2 separate regions of the Mus musculus genome follow, and region 2 is linked to region 1. A link is a loop called in an ENCODE intact Hi-C map of the cell type or tissue named here. Cell type or tissue: left cerebral cortex. All regions are shown on one strand. Each heading gives the region's core, and the rest is flanking DNA. Links, peaks and the distances in the headings are about the cores only.

The links. A loop is a pair of places that touch in the nucleus more often than their neighbours do. Peaks named below come from ENCODE experiments on the same cell type or tissue, not always from the same donor. Only the 100,000 strongest peaks of a DNase experiment are listed, where the experiment ranks them.
Region 2: it touches region 1 in a loop (2.9-fold over the local background); 2 of 42 quality-filtered maps call a loop at or near these places.

Annotation. Positions count from the first base shown.
Region 1 is chr5:29,564,844-29,573,181 of GRCm38, reverse strand. It overlaps Ube3c (ubiquitin protein ligase E3C), which reads right to left and starts at 3,940. Exons shown (of 23, transcript NM_133907.3): 1 at 3,602-3,940. The coding sequence starts at 3,667. In left cerebral cortex, for the core only: a CTCF peak has its summit at 3,472; a DNase peak (open chromatin) is centred at 4,074; H3K4me3 peaks cover 2,001 bases; H3K27ac peaks cover 1,336 bases.
Region 2 is chr5:29,483,667-29,492,004 of GRCm38, reverse strand. No RefSeq gene overlaps it. Among named protein-coding and RNA genes, the nearest start is that of Gm24538, 6.2 kb to the right of the region's middle. In left cerebral cortex, for the core only: no CTCF peak of the experiment used is centred there; no DNase peak of the experiment used is centred there.

The DNA of each region.
Region 1 (8,338 bases), core at 17-8,016:
ATGCACATGCACATAAGGTAAGTATTATTTAAAAAATTGAAATAAAATAGCTAGCAAGGTATGGAAAGATATGGAGGAACTTTAAAATGCATATAAAAGTGAAAGAAGTTGTTCTGAAAGTCTGTGTTTTAGGATTCCAACACTGACATTTTGGGGAAAGCGAACTCTATGTAGACAGGATTACCAAAGGTAGGCAGAGGGAGAGCAGTGGCTAGGCTGAGAAATGGGGTTTAAAGGCAATGAGAACTATTCTGTATGATGTTGGGTTAGGGTTAGGTCATTATAGTAATCACTTGTCAGAATCTTAAGATGCAGAGCACTGTGGACTTCAGCTGACAATGTTACATGGGAACAAATTCAACACATAGGGCCTCTACCACCTACTCCACTATCTGTAGCCTGCTCTGGAGGCTAAAGCAAGAGCAAACATTGAAATGACTATAATTCAACTACCATAGCTATGGAAACCTGCAAAGGTAGTGTTAAAGTCATTCCTCCTACCTACAACTTTTCTACATCCACACACACTCTCACTTTCAATGTGAAAGTAGTTCTCAACTGTATACACCTGGTTTTTCCAGGTTCTTCCCTATATTTTTACTCCTTGCCTCCCCTCATCTTTCTTTGCCCCATTCTATAAAACTTGGTCAAGTTGTCCTATCACCCAAACCTTCTTTAGACTTCAAATTCTTTCTCCTTGACATCCATTCAATCTTTTGGTCTTTTAAGAGAGGCATTGTACAGCCCCCTCCATTCCTTGCCTAACTGCAGTCTTGACTACAGCTCCTGTTACCCTAAGGGGCACACTCACTAGTCACCTGTCTTCCAGTCTCAAGTCTAAATTATGGTGTTATCTGGAGGCATTCAGCATTCAACACTTCTGGCTCACTTCTTCCTCCTATAAACTCATTTCCCAGACATCAGTCTTCTTAGGTCTCCAAGGTATACTTGGGATACTTCTTGTCCCAAACTTGAATCAGCAACTAAGCCAACTGGTTCACTGACATCCCTCATACCTCCATGTCTACTCAGATTTCTCAGGTTCCACACATGTCTGAACCCCACAGGAACCTTGGCATTCTGTTCCTCTGTCTTCTCCTAGCTTAAGCACACACCTGGAATAATCTGTACTGAAGATTTCCTCAACTCACCCCTCAGAGGTTGAGACTCAGCTCACAGGTGGAAACCATGATCCAGCCAAGATTTCCTCTCCAGAAGATTGCCTTGGAGATCAAGGCACTCAACTAGGAAACCATATATGGGCACTGCTTGGCTAGAATAAAATAAATGGACAGGACCTATATACAGAGACAAAGTCAAGAATGCAACTCAAAGAGAATAGCTGACCTAAACTACCTTGGTACCGGTAGCATAGAAACTGGACAGTTTTTGACTTGCACATTTTATGAAATATCATCATGCCTCTCACAGGCTTTTTGTTTATTTGCTTTTCTGCACTTCGTTTCAATGGATTTTTGTACTTGCAATCAAACTGACTACTAAGATAGTCTTCTATACACACACAAAGCTACCAAATAAACTGTGCCATGAGGATGTATCCTGATTTCAGAAGCACTGACCCAGAGCTGGGCCTGTTGCTGCATTCCTGTCTGTGATTCCTGCACTTGGAAGGCAGAGGCAGAAGGACTGTACATAAATCTGAGGCCAGAGTGGGCTACACAGTGAGTCTGAGGCCAGTCGGATTCCAGTATAAGGTCCTGTCTCAAACAATATACATGTAGATAATGGTAGAACTGAAGCACTGGAACCCACCACACACCTACTTCAAACTTTCTACATTGTCCCTTCAAACCCATCCTACTACTTCCCACCTTTCTAGAGCATGTCAACCAATTCTGTGTTTCTGTATTAGCCTGAAAGAAGTACAAAAACAATTGAAATAAACAAACAAAAAAACCAGTCATTAGTACACCATAACTTTTCAAGGTTTAAATCTTATCTCCCCAACAAACTCCCCAATAAACTCATCAAGTCTTGGACTTTTCCAGCATATAGTTCTTAAAGATAATAAACATAAAAATATTCATTAACTTTGAAAAAGGAAAAGATCAATTTTCCACTAAGCTGAAGAAGGGAAAGATTTCAAATTATAATTTAAGACATGAATGAAGTATACTAGAATGGCCATTAATTCCAAAGACTCTTAATATCACTTACTGGCCAGGATCTGAGTCAGTGGTGCCCTCAGACTGCTGGCTGTAGGGTAGTGGGCACATCAACTCGGGAAGTAACGGGCAGTGTGCACCAGCAGAACACAGTGTAAGCAACATCCACCAAAGCACCCATGAAAACCAGGATGGGTTAATTATGGTTTTTTCAGGTCCTGAACTAACAGGGACACAGTGGGATGGAAGAATCTATCAAAGAAAGCACCTAGCTCAAGAAGCAAGGCACAGAGGCTGACCAAGCTTCATCTGACCTCGTTTGCACGAAGCTCAACGTTAAAAGTGACCTGTAGAAACTGGTCAGAAAAGCAGTTTGCTTGGTGAAGAACAATTATGGGTAGGATGGGACATTCGTTTTCAGGAGTGACCATTTACAAATGTGTGTCCAGATAAAAATCCTTTATAAAATGAAGCTGGAGCAAAGGCTCAGCAACACTGCTCTCAAACGTACAATAATTTGGGGGAAAAAAAAAGACAAAAAATTTTACATTAAAGGGCTAGGGAGATGGCTAAGCAGTTAAGGTCACTTATTGCTTTTACTGAGGGTCTGGGTTTTCTTCCTACTACCCACATGTCAACTCACAAGTGTCCTTAACTCCAGTTCCAGGAGATCGGAAGCCCTCTTCTGACCTCTGCGGGAACTAAGCAAGCCTGTGGTGCACATTACATACATGCAGGCAAACACTCATATGTATAAATTTTTAAAATAAAGCTTTAAAATTTCGCCTAATGGGAAAAAAAAATCCTTTTAACAACTCTAGGGATCCTGTCTGGATTCCGGGCTCGGCCTAGAGCATCACGGCCGATTGCCTTCATCCTTCAGACAGCCCCAAAAAGCCGACCAGTGTCAAAACCATCACCAAGCAAAGGTCCAAAAGCGACCGGGGCCTCAGGCCTCAGGCAGGCAAAACTCTGTATTGCTCCGAGTGGGGCAAGCTAAAGCGCGATGCAGATTACAAAGACCTTGTCCTACCTGCCCCCTCCCACTTCACAGGCACGAGGGACTCTTCCCTAAGCTGTTCTTGAGGGCAAGGCACTCACTCCAAGCTTTGTGAGGAGCGGGTATGTCAAGTTTATAGCTTGTAAAGAGTTCTTAAAGGGCGGAATGGGGGCGGGGGCACCTGCCTCGCCCTGCTGGACAGCTAACTGTGTAACGCCCCCAGCCAGACTGCCAGTGCACGTGCTTCCAGGTCAAAACTGCGGCCCTTGGGCAGGCGGCCGCGAGGTCGCAATGAATGACCCAGCCGCTCAGTCCGCGGCTCGACAGCGCTCCTCTGGAGCCTCCTCACAAACCTGTCAGGACTGCACCGCAGCCGCACCCGGCTGGAGCTCGCTCCACACCTTACAGCGGAGCAGCGCCGCCTGGGTGCTGTCAGACCCGGGTTCGGTTAACACCTCGGGCCGCACCGCCTCACCTTCCTGCTCGCGCCACCGAGAGACACTTTGGGCCTTGTCTTGAAGTCGCCTTCGAAGCTGAACATCTTCGCCGCTTATCCCATCTGCGCGGCCCGGCAGGCAGCGGAGCGGCCGGGGGCGGGCCCGGCGGGCTGGGCGGGGCCCGGCAGGGTCGCGGCCTCGCTGTCCCGCGCCGCCCCCCCCGAGGCTCAGCGCTCTCCGCCCTGCACGCGGGCGCGAGCGCGGCGACGCTGGAGGCCGGCCTGTCCCCGCTGCTTATTTATCCACAGCGCGCCACCGTCAAGCGAGGGACGCCCCGACTCGCGCCTGCACCGCGCTGCCGTAGGTACCAAGATGGTGACCGCCCGCACTGCGCGCGCGGTCCCGTGAACGTGCGCGGTCATCGACGGCGCGGCGCTCCTCCCGGCAGCCCCCGCGAGCGCGGGCACCGACGCCAGGGCCGCCATCGATAATACGGTGCTCCTCCCGGCAGCCCTTGGACTTGCCTGCGTGCGCGGCTCCGCGGGTGCAACATCCTTCCGCGCGTGCGTCATGCCACCAGACGATTTCCGCCGCCCGCCGCCCATTGACGCCGACCGGGTCGCGCGCACTGCTGGAGACCGGAAGCCCTGCATAAGAGGCCGCTTTCACCCTCCAGCTAGATGTGGGGGAACAGGTTACTAATGCAGAGACTCTACACCATGACAGACAGAGACGAATAATATATGTTATACGAACAAAGGTATTCGTGAACACACACCATACAAATACACAAATGCACACCAACAAATGAAAGTTATATTCATATATATATTCACATATTCATATATATATATATAAATGCATGCCAAATGTATAAATGCATCATAAATACATAATGCACAAATATACCCTATCATATATCTATACACTTATGCATGTTTAATATATGTATGTACATGTATAAAAACGTGCTATTACATATACATAAGCACAAACATAAATATACACAAAGTAATGTAAATGAATCGATGTCATATACAACATATATACATACACATATGTCATACAAACCAACATAAATATATATCATGTATGCATGCATATATACACATATACATATGCATAAAACAGTATGCATATACATAGAGTTTAACACAAATACATGCCATGGCATGCATAAAAAAAATATATATTATGCATATATGTCATGTACATGCACAGTATTATATAGTATATGCTCTGTGTACATACATATATGTTATGTATATTGTGTATACACAAGTATATATACAGATACATAAATATATCACATACACATGCATTACCATGTGCACATGATAGAAGACATCTTGTTTTGCTTTGTTTTTGTTTCTTCTTCAAAAGATTTATTTATATGTATGAATATTTGACCTGCATGTATATTACGTGTCTGTGAATTATGTGTGTGTGCTTGGTACAAGACAGTGCATTGGATCTCTTGGAACTGGAATTGCCATGTAGGATCTGGAACTGAAACCAGTTCTTCTGCAACAAGTGCTCTTAACTTATGAGCCATGTCTCCAGCACAGTTTAATTTTTTGTTTTTGAAATAAGGTCTCACTGTATAGCCCTAGCTGGCCTGGACCTCACAGTGATCCTCTATCCACTGCCTGTTAGTGTTAGGATTAAAGATCTGTACCACCATACAAGCCAGTCCTCTTTTTAATTAAAAAAATGTACATTTTAGTTTACTTAGTGTTTATGGGGTAGGGTGCATGCCATGATGTGCATGTGGAGGTCAGAGTACAACTTGTCTCTCTTTCCACTATATGGGTACCAGGAATCAAACTCAGGTCATAAGACTTGGTAGCAAGCAACTGGTACTTTTCATCTGTTCTATCATTTTACCAGTTCTCTCTCTCTCTCTCTCTCTCTCTCTCTCTCTCTCTGTCTCTCTCTCTCTCTCTCTCTCACTGGCTCTGTGTGTGTGTGTGTGTGTGTGTGTGTGTGTGTATGTACACATATTTGAATGTCAGAGGATAATTTATAAGAGTCTGTTCTCCACTACCAAGTGTATTCAAGAGTGTGAGTTCAGTCGTCAGGCTTGATGGGAAGCACATTTACTGCTGAATCATCTTGCCAACCTCAAGTTTAGTGCTGTATTGGCAACAGTGACAAGAGCCCCAATATTTTTGTAATTGTTTGAATAAATATGTAATGACTAAAAGGCCGGGGGAAGAGGTAGATCAAAATCCTATAGATACAGATTCCTACTTAACAGATGGTGTGACATTACTACACACTAAGGAAGCCATGGAGACAGAGCTCTCATTCTATTGAGAATTCAGAATGAATGCAGAACTACCTGCAACATGCCTTGGCAGTTTCTCTAATAAAGATTTTTTTGTTTTGTTTTTTGTTTTTTGTTTTTGTTTTGTTTTTCAAGACAGGGTTTCTCTGTATAGCCCTGGCTGTCCTGAACTCACTTTGTAGACCAGGCTGGCCTTGAACTCAGAAACCTGCCTGCCTGTGCCTCCCGAGCGCTGGGGTTAAAGGCATGTGCCACCATGCCTGGCTCTAATAAAGATTTAAACACAAATTCTTACCATATGAACTAGCAATTGTCCAGGAGTAAGGAGGGCTGTGACTGAAACCACACCTGAACATGACACTTGCAGCAGCTTTGTAATTGCCCAAATCTGGAAACAACCAAACAGCAAAAGGAGAGTAACTATTGTACAACACCTGAGATGGCCTTTGAGAACAGGATTTTACACTGATGAAACACTAGTGCCCAAAGGTCACACTGGTACCATGAAATTCCATTTAGAACAGAGCCACGGTATGAGAGTTGCAGGCAAGGTAGAGGAGAGCGCAATAGTCTCTGGTGCCAGGAAAATCAGTAGTTGTGATAGTGGTTGCACAAAAGTACACGTGACAAGGTGACCCAAGTCAGTTTGGGTGACACAGAACTATTTGGAGGAGACATTGAATGTGTTGTTATCTTGTTTGTGGCAGTGATACCATTGGGTGTATACTCAGAAATAATCAGTACACATTAAATACAGATATCTGCCCCTTCTACATAATTTCAAATACCTAAGTCAGTTATGGTTCAAAAATATTAAATGGAAAATTCCAGATACAAGAAAACTCACAAGTAGTTTTCTAAGTAATCGGATGAAATCTTACTGTTCTTCCTATAACCTGAATGATGCCCTCATTTAATATCCACATTTGCACTTGTTACCTTCCCATTAGACACTTAGCAGTCAGCTTTGCTATCATATCAGTTTTCACTTAATGCTTGTGAGGTTGTCAAATGCCTCTTTTGAGGGAAAAGGTGCAAGCCCATCAAGTATGTGTGGAAAACACTGTATGTATAAGGCTCAGTACTATCCATGCTTTCAGAGTTCCGCTGAGGCACTGAGGACTCAGCTTCATGCATTCAGGAACCAAAGTGTGAATAGTTCTTTGTATATTAATTGTATAGAAAACAACCAATAACTGTATAAATGCAGTGTCATTTGTGTATTGAGCCATGGTGATTTAAAGTATAATCATAGTCAGAGGCTAGATTCAGGATTTCCAAGGTACCTGAGATTACAAATGCTTCCCACTTTTGTCCTCATGTTTATGTAGCAAGCAGTGTTCTTGCAACATGCTGTGGATGTGGATGTGGTTGTGTGACTCAAAATAACAAATTTTAATTCAGCCTAAAATAATAACAAATTATTTACAACTGCATGGCAGGTGGTGTGTATAGACTAGGGATGGTTCATTTTATGTTTCCAGATGCTAAGGAATTTCTAGATGTTGTCTGCTAGTAAAACATTATTTTTGGTTGTGTCTGTGAAGGCATTTCCAGGAGAGATTAGCATTTGAACAGGACTGATTAAAGATCTGCTCACTTCTGTGGCCTGGCATCCTGTAGCCACTGCAAGTCTGACAAAGGGATGAAGGAGAGCAGATCCTATTAGTTCTCAAGCCAGGAAGCCCGTCTCCTGTCATCCACATCTTGGAGTTTCAGGATCATGGGTACTTGGGGGCTGCATCAGCCCCTAACCTCTGGTCCAGGCTGAACACTACCTGATCCTCTGGGTCTCTGGATCACAGATGCCAGAAATGACCCTTACCAGTGTCCATAATCACTTTGCTGAGGTCAGGTTGTGCCTTCCTCTAAGTTACTCCATATAGTGTAAAGGTGTTTTGTTGTTTTTGTTTTGTTTTACAAGCAACTTTTGACTCCAGATTGAGGGTGGTGGATGATTGTGGCCTGAATGAACGCACAAACCCCACCATCTGTCTGATACCTCCTATGTAACACAGGCTGATAAATTCATTATTCCTGGGAGTAGAAGAAATGTCATCCTGTAAATTTATGGGGGTGAATTGAGACTATAGGGGCACACAGGTGATTTAAAATCATATCAGAAAAACCAGGCCTATGAATTTACCCAACATGCCCGACTGCATAAAGGGTGTAACTTCCTCACCACCTCATAAAGTGGTGGACACCTAGCACTGTGATGGCACATAGCTCTACCAATCTGACTCCTGGTGTGTGGGTGAAAGACCAACAGGCAGAGAACTCCCAATTATCTCCAGAGTTTCAGCTTGGCTCAGTCCCCCACTATTGATACAGCCTATCCGACTGCTATCTGCTGGTCCTCCTGCTTTCCCATCTGTACCTGAACCCACACTTCCTTCTCTGAATCTGGCTTTGCTCTTTCATCTCTGCAGCTGGTTGTATCTTCTCTTTCAACCCCATTCTCCTGTAGGCTGGTTTCTACAGC
Region 2 (8,338 bases), core at 24-8,023, 81 kb after region 1:
TATTAAAATCTTTATGTGTATTTATGTTTAATATGAGCCTTTCAGGAGTTGCATCCAATGATTGTCAGGTCTCTTTCTAGTCCCCTGCCTTGCCTGCTCATCATCTTTCCTGTCCTCCCCTTTCAGCATCCCTACAATCTTCACACGTTTGTGTGTAAGTGGCTAGTCACACTCCTCCCCAGCTGACTGCTGCAGTGAGGTGCTCCATCCAGATCCCCTCCACTATACCACTTGGGACCATAAAATGTTGCAAATAGACAGGTGGTTAAGCTGTGACCTTTTTTTTTTTAATAAAGGAGAAGGGTGAATTCTCCTGTTTGCCTACAACCATTATTTCATTAAGGGTTGCATGGTGAGTTTAAAATCCTATTTCTGCAGCTGCATCTGTTTGCTGTAATCTTCTTCCCCTGAATGTTGGGATTATAGGTGGGTACCACCGAGCCTTTGAAAACCCAGGGGTGGAATACTTTCTGTTGATGCAAGGTATGCAAACAGTCCAGTGAGCTACAAGAAGCTAGACCAGCAACTCTTGAAAGACAAAGACTGAAGCTAAAATCTTAAAGGCAACTGGTGTTGGTCTTCAGGTAGGAGGCACTAAGCCATAGGTGTTGAGTCAGCTTACAGGGTAGAGGTCACAGGTCACACCTCTTCTGTCCAAAGTCTACCCTCACTCAGTACCCAGCCATTGAAGGACCTGGACCAAGAACTAGACAAGGCCTGAGATCAGAACAAAATGTATTCAAACTCTGGCTATGTCACTTGATAAATGTGTCATTTGGGAGAAATGAAGTAAACCTGTTTTCTGTGTGTAAAGTGGGGCTGATCACATATAATAGTCACAGACCAGGGCTGGAGAGGCGGGGCTAGAGAGGTGCCTCAGGACTTCTGAGCGAGTCTGGCTACCACCAGCGGCTTCCAATCATCAGTTTAGGGAGATCCAATGACTTTCTAATGTACACACTAATATGTAGGCAAAGCACTCAAATATAAATAAAATAAGTAGCTAAAATGTTAATAAATATTTTGTGTGTGTGTGTGTGTGTGTGTGTGTGTGTGTGTGTGTGTGTGTGTGTGTAGCTCTGGCTGTCCTGAAATTCACTCTGTAAACAGGCTGGCCTTGAACAGAGATCCACCTACCTCTTCCTCCATAGTATACAACTACCACTTGGCTTAAAAATAAATGTAGAAAGACCTCTCAGCTGGTTTGAACTACTTCTCCATGAGCTGTAGCCATATCTTAAAAACCACAAATGGAAATGCTTCCCTTACATTTGATTATTTTATAGTTGTCAAAATGACTCTGGAGATGGCAAGGTAAAAATTTCAGAATGCTGAAATCGAAACCCAAAGATATAAAGCTGGTTGGCAAGTTAAGTAATGGGGGAAGCAAAGAGACTGGCCCAACATAAGTGGAAGGCATCAGCCGCTGCCTCAGGGTGAGTTCTGAGAGGACTTTCTATGACATAAAGCACTGTAGACAAGCACCAGGCTCTTCCAGAAGCTCCTCTCCCTTTCTCCTCCTATCCCTTCTTTTGTTCCCTAATTTTTTTTCACACACACTTGTCCTCCTCCAAAAGGCGTTATGGTCCTCCAACACAGAAATGGTCTTCTTTAGAACCAAACTGGTCACACAGAAGACTTTAAAAGTTTTTTTCTAGCTTAGATCATGTTAAATAGTCTAGCTGTGGGCAAGAAAGCAGAAACAGGGAGGGACGAGTGAGATGTGGTGGATGAGAGGCAGGAAAGTGACTTTGCTTTACTTTGGCAAACAGCTCTAACTTTCAGACTGAGCATCCTTGTGAGAAGTAGCCCACTCTGCCTGGTCCAGGGTGAAAGAGGAACTGCCAGGCTGGCAGATGTCTGCAGATGTTTGTCAGCCGGTGTTCTGAACTTGTTGAATTTATCATTCCCTTTAGCTTGTCAGTCGGACAAACACTGAGAGAACCAGAGAAACGGAGCTAAGCAAAGGGAACTTTCCCAGGGGTTGGAGGAAGAATTAAGGGGATGTTTGCAAGTCCTTTGAGAAAGCTTCCCTGCTGTAGGGGAGAGCGAGCGAGCTCTGGGAACCTCTGAGAAGGATCTGCTCTCATCCTGTCAGACACTAGAGCTATGAGCTACCCTTTCCAGGAGACCTGAATTCCACCTTCTCTTAAAAATGTGACTGTACCTGAAGCCTGTGGTTGTCCTGGACTCTGACACCCTGTCACCTGAGGCCATGATGAAGTCTGGGGTCAGGGCAGCCTCAGAGAACCTTATCTGAGTCCTACTAGATGGCATCCAGCTAGTTCTACTGTTGCAGGGGACCACGTTAGTGGTCAGTGCTGTTGCCAGAAACTGTGGATGCCCATGCTCTGTGCTCCAGCTGACTGTGAAGAACAGAAAGGCTATGTTTGCTATAATATGATCAATGACTGAGGATACACAGTTCAGAGAGACATAGAAGGCTTCTGTGACAACCCCTACCTCTACCTCTGCCCCCAACCCCCAAAAAGTAAGAGCATAGACTGGAAGCCACTGAGCAGAACTTTTAAGAACTGTGTTGGGGATACTGAAGTATAGTTCGCCACAATTGATGCTCTCTGGAGGCGGTGTGGGAGGGGAAGGACTCAGTTCTGTTTAGGGAGCAGGCCACTGAGAGTTTCACCATGTCCTTTCCCAGTGAGTGTATAGATAACACAAAGTGGACTTGATCTTTTTTTTTTTTTTTTTTTGGTGGTGGTGGTGGGGCAGGTCACAAGAGGAGCCATGGAAGCACACATGGAAATACTGGGAAGGGATTCTCTGTAAACTCCCAGAGAATCAACACACACACACACACACACACACACACACACACACACACACACACACACACCCCTACTGTTTGTGGAAGGAGCACCCAGGTGCCTCAGGAAAGTGGTCTAAATCTGGAGGGAGACAGCTTACTTCCTTTTATCTGGTATGCCAAGAAGCTTGGAAAGTGCAGATTTTGAGTGGCAAATACCTGAGCCAAGTCAGCAGGCCCTGTGATGGGGCAGAATTAAAAACAGGAAGTCTCCTGGCCTGGCAGTTACTCAGGGAGAGGGGCACCTTCCTGGATCCATGGTAGGTCTTCTGGGACACAGGCCTGAGAAGGAAGCATAGCCTTTCTACCCTAGGAAGAAAGAAGCTGAAGACAAATGAGAGGCGATCCTTACGCCAAAGTAGACATTTTCTTAACTTCATGCTTCTCAGGATGTGGAGAAAAGAGGCTTTTGGCCTCTGGTGTGACAGATGCAATACTCCAAGCCCCGCACTAGGGGAGAACAAACAAGAAGAATATACCCCATTTCCCTGCAGCAACCTGTACAGTGGAGCTGTAGGGCCGGGAGGGGTGTTGAGGAGGCCACCTCCTGTGGGTAGGCAGTCAGCAGAGGACCCTCCTTCTAAATCCCCGCGCAGCCATGCACATGTCAGAAGCACTGAGGAAGCTGCCCTTGGGCTGGGAAGAAGGCAGGAATCGGTGGCTGGTAGCTAGTGGCTATGTGGCCTGGTGCTGTTGAGGACCTAAAGCACACATATGTCCGTCCCACCACAGCAAAGGCAAGGGGAGAAGATCAAGGAGGGGGAAATCTAAAGTCCCGTATATTTAAAGGTAATTTTATGAGTGGAAGTGGTGGCACACACTTGTAACCCCACGGCAGAAGTAAATGAATAGCACAACATTGAAGGCAAGTCTGAGCTATGTAGCCCCGGTTTTGGAAACTACCTAGGGTTATAAAGGGAGGCTCTCCGGAAAGAAAGGGCCAAAGAGGGCACGAGGGGACAGGGGCCACCACTGACTGCCCAGCAGTCTCATTCCCCCCACCCACCCTGCTTTGAGGGAATATAAACCTTCAGATATTGAACCACTAGTATCTTCTGCAGACCTGTTTGTCCCGAATCCAGTAAGATGGACACGTTTAAAACAAACAATTCCAAAGGCTCTGGCAGCCTTTCAGACTGAGCTGTGCATTCAGGAGCAGGGAAGCAAAGAGGGGCCATGGGGGCCCACCAAACGCCAGGAAGGAGACTCAAGAGGGGCCATGGGGGCCCACCAAACGCCAGGAAGGAGACTCAAGAGGGCCAGGTGTTTAAGACAAATGGGGATGAGTAGTTAAAACCCACATTATATAGTTCTGTCGAGTATAAAACGGAATGTGTTGACCCATATATCCTAACTGGAAACGGACTCCAGTCGCTTAATATATTGCAACGTCGATAGGACTAATTAATTGGAAATAAGAAACGAAAGAATACAATTAAACGAGAAGAGAATCATTTTGTAATTTAATAGACGGACATTTATAAAGATCACAAGCTAAAAGGCATCGAATGATTCTATCGACATTCTATTAAATCAGCCCCTCGACCTGCAGGGAGGAGGAGCCCCTGGGCACTGCATCTCTGCCTGGGTCCGTTGCGCGGACTTGGTTTTGCTCGCTGCACCCCAGGACTTGCATGGGAACAGACTTGCTGCTCAACGGACCTGGCCTTCACTCCTGAGGCTCCGACCTGCCACTCTGACCTCCCTGGTCCTGGGGGATCCTGTCTCCCTGGCCAGGAGTCTGGGGTCCGCAGATATATTACAACAAAATTACTAATTGGAAAATGAAATTGTCAATAAAGCACACCCCACGCGTGTACTATATCTTTAAATATTATGATGTCTTATTGGTCCCATTTCCTTACAATAATTTATTGCAATAAAACAGACACTGCAGGTCCCCTTAAATTGTCTTTTCATAATGAATAAATTTAAGCAGGCTAATTAATATATAAACTAGCTCAATTTGTCAAGTTGATTTGTATTTTAGTTAATTGTGAAAGTAATTACCACATGGTCAAATTAACAGCTTTCTGGAAATGACCAAGCCTGAGGTTTTATTTCCTTCCTGGGTGAAGAAAATTCATTTTTCCAAGCTCTTGATGTGATGAATAAAAGTCATAAATCTGGGTGATTGGTGCAGGCAGAGTCTAAATGGCTTCATATTTCATTTTAGGTTTAATAGAAATATTCATGCTCTGTTTTAATGAAATTAAATTGAAGGGGGATGGGGCTCTGGAGGCGGCCCTGGCTGGGGGCTTAAAGGGACAGTGCACTTTTCCTTTCTTCATGCAAGGGCCAGGGCTAGAGGTCCCTGGACTCAGTCAAGAAGTGGAGAGAGCTGAGGGAGGCCTGGGAGGCCCTTATTCTGTACCCAGTGTAGCACACCTGCAGCCCTGATTGGGGGGGGGGGGGGGCGGGGGCAATTCACACCCTGTATTCTCACCAGGCTAAAGTTTCTTCTATCTGGTTCCTTCTCTCCAAAAAATCAGTCAGAAGGGACCTCCCTTGGCTGAGAGTAGAAGTGAGGTGGTCAGCGTGCTGCAGACAAGCCTGTCCTCCATCTGCCTAAGGGGTCTGATATCCTACACCAAGCCCCCCCTACCCCTTCTGGAGACACATAGGAGATAAGCATTTTCAAAACCACCATGGCACTCTCCTGTTCTCCCCTGCACCCCTTCCTCCCAGACTCCATCCTGCCTGAGGATGATTTGGTCCAACTTGAATAATAGAGTACTCTCTTTCCACATCTTTCCACATCGGAAAGAGTAGTCCGGGATCCAGTCCACCTGCAGCCCTGATTAAAGGAAGGAAGGAAGACTAGAGGCGCAGTTCTACCTATTATACTTATTTTAAGGTTCCCAGGTCAGAGATGCCTCATGGACATTTCTCCCTAAGGCAGGTCCTGACCAGCCCTCCCCCTGAATGGTGCTGATCTGTGACTTGTTGCTTCTATTGAACAAATACAGCTTTGATTTGTTTCCAGCCAGAGTGGTTAGCTGATGAATTGACAAAAACTAATCAGCTTTATTGGGAAACAGGTTTAAGGGCACGGACGTGTCAATAACGCTCAGCCTGACCCCCTCTTCCATTAGCTAGGCAGGCTGATTAGAGTAAGAAGACCCTCTCGCCGATTGCACCGAAATTGCTTTCATAAACTCACAATATTAGCAGTCGATGTGAGCAGCTAATTTAGAGAAGACATCCAGGCCCGTCACATCGATCATCGGGTTTATGTATCATTATCTCATTTACAGAATGTCGCAGTGTAATACATGTTTTTGGCAATAGGCTTGGCCGCTCGCCGGAGCCGCGCGCTGTTCCTTTCGGCCACACTGCAGGGGACTTCCTCAACAATCTACGATGTCTCTTCGCGTGAACAAGGAGGCACTTTGCACACATATGCACACTTGCGCCCAGGCTCTCAGTGCGCGCTCAGTGCACACATGCACGTGGACACATGCTCCGACATACTACCTGAGCTGCCTTTCCTTCTCATGCGGGGATGCTGGCATTGCTCTCTCCTGCGAGCCCCTGGTCTGAAGCCCAATGCCGGACGCTCACCAACCTTGGAGTCAACCTCGGAGAGCTCAAGGTTCGGTTCTGTCACCAGCATACAGAGATGGTGGGTGGCGGCGCAATCAGCCACCTTCTCTCAAGGCTTTGGTCGCCCAGTTGGCGGGTGTCCAGAAATCCACAGGCCTGCGAAGGTCCTTCTCCGCCCTCCCAGGCTCCAGCTTGACCTGCCCTGCCCTGGGCGGGCCTTTCTCGCAACACTTCCAGGCTCAGCCAGATGCGCCTGGTCTTAGGGAGTGGGCCACCTGTTCCTTTGGGTAATTATTTTAATGTAAGGGGTCTACTTCAGGCCTCCTGCAGTGACAGACGGCAGCGGAGCTGCAAAGCGCTCTCAGCCTTTCAGTGGAATTTCCCAGATGGGCCAAGGGGAGGCCAGGGCGGGTCACCAGGGGCCCTTTAACGAGTTCATTAGCCAAATTATCTTGCCTGCAGCAAGGACCCCAGAGACTGTAGGGAGAGTAGGGGAGAAGGTGGGTCTTTCTCCCTCCCTGCTAGTCTGCAAGAACAGTTGTGGGAAGGAAAGAGAAAGGACATCCTCCCCAAAGGGGCCTAGGAACACTAAAGGCAAAGATGGCATCTCTGATGTGACTTATGCGCCAGACCAGCGAGGTGGTGGAGTGGTGGGAAGGAATCATAATGATTAGGAAACACGGAGATTCTAACAACCAGGGCACTGACCCATATTGTGGAACAAACCTAGTGCAGAAATCAAAGTCAGAGCCCCTGGAACTTTATTCTGTGCTTCTTAAGCAAAGAACCTGGACATCTTGGAGCCTTGGTCTGTCCGTCCATCTGTAGAGTAGAAGGTAGGTGTGTTTCCTTCCACAATTTGTGAGATCACTGCCCTAAGAAAAGCAACTCTGGGAAGAGCTTCTGGCATGACCCTGTTGGGTCCTTCGGGCCCCCTTACTCCTGTGGTAGGAGGCTTTGGCAGGTTGAGGTGAGCCTGATCCTAGATGCCTGTGCTGGAAAATGAACCCAACTCTCACCTGTCGTCGCGCCCCCCACCCCCACCCCACAGCTGTGAGGCGCTGCTCTGGAGGTAGCTCAGCATCCCCGCCCCTCCTCCTTGTCCTCACTCTGCCTCCTGTAGTGTTAGCTTCTGCTACCTCAGCAAGTAGTGAGTGAATAGACCAATTAGCCAGGACTTCCTGCCATTATCTGCTGTAGACTTGGGCATTAGTACGCCCTGATTCACCATAATTTCAAGTCAGAACACACTAAAAAATTCACTCACCGAGGCATTAAAATGTTCCCAGACAACGTCTGTGTTTGTGTAACTGGGTTTCTTCCCTTCGTGTTTGATGCACACCAGCATCATATAGGTCAGTGGTGGAGTCCAGGCTAGGCAGACAATTTTTGTCGCTTTTTGTTTGTTTTTATATTTTTAAAACATGAATTGCATTGTTTCCCGGTGGTTGTAAACTTTGTTTCTGGGGCTTCAGTATTGCCAGTGTAATCTTCTTCTGCTTGATCAGGGGCAAACAAGTGACTTAGAAAGTTGTGGGAGTGCCCTAAGAACAGTAGCCAGAGCCTTTACAGAGCCAGGCTTTGTGTCCTAAACGTACATCGCCCCAGCTATGGGAAGCTGGGTTATCACCTTCAAAGCAGACCCTTTCTGTGGATGACTTACCAAGCCCTGCAGGTGGGTAGTGGAGGTGGGGAGAGGGCTGCACAGCCTGCTTGGAGCTTGCTTCTGTTCTTTGTCCTGCCCATGATATGAAGCTCCTATACAATGAATTTGCAGTAAGATCTTGGAGCAAAAGTACAGGTTTCCTGAGAAGTCTTTCGTTTCTTCTGAGGGTGCTGTTTTACTTACACACACACACACACACACACACACACACACACACACACACACACCCTAGCTGATTAAAAGAACTGAGGTGACCTCTCTTAGCCTTGTTTCTCTTTATGATTCATACCTATGGCCTCTAG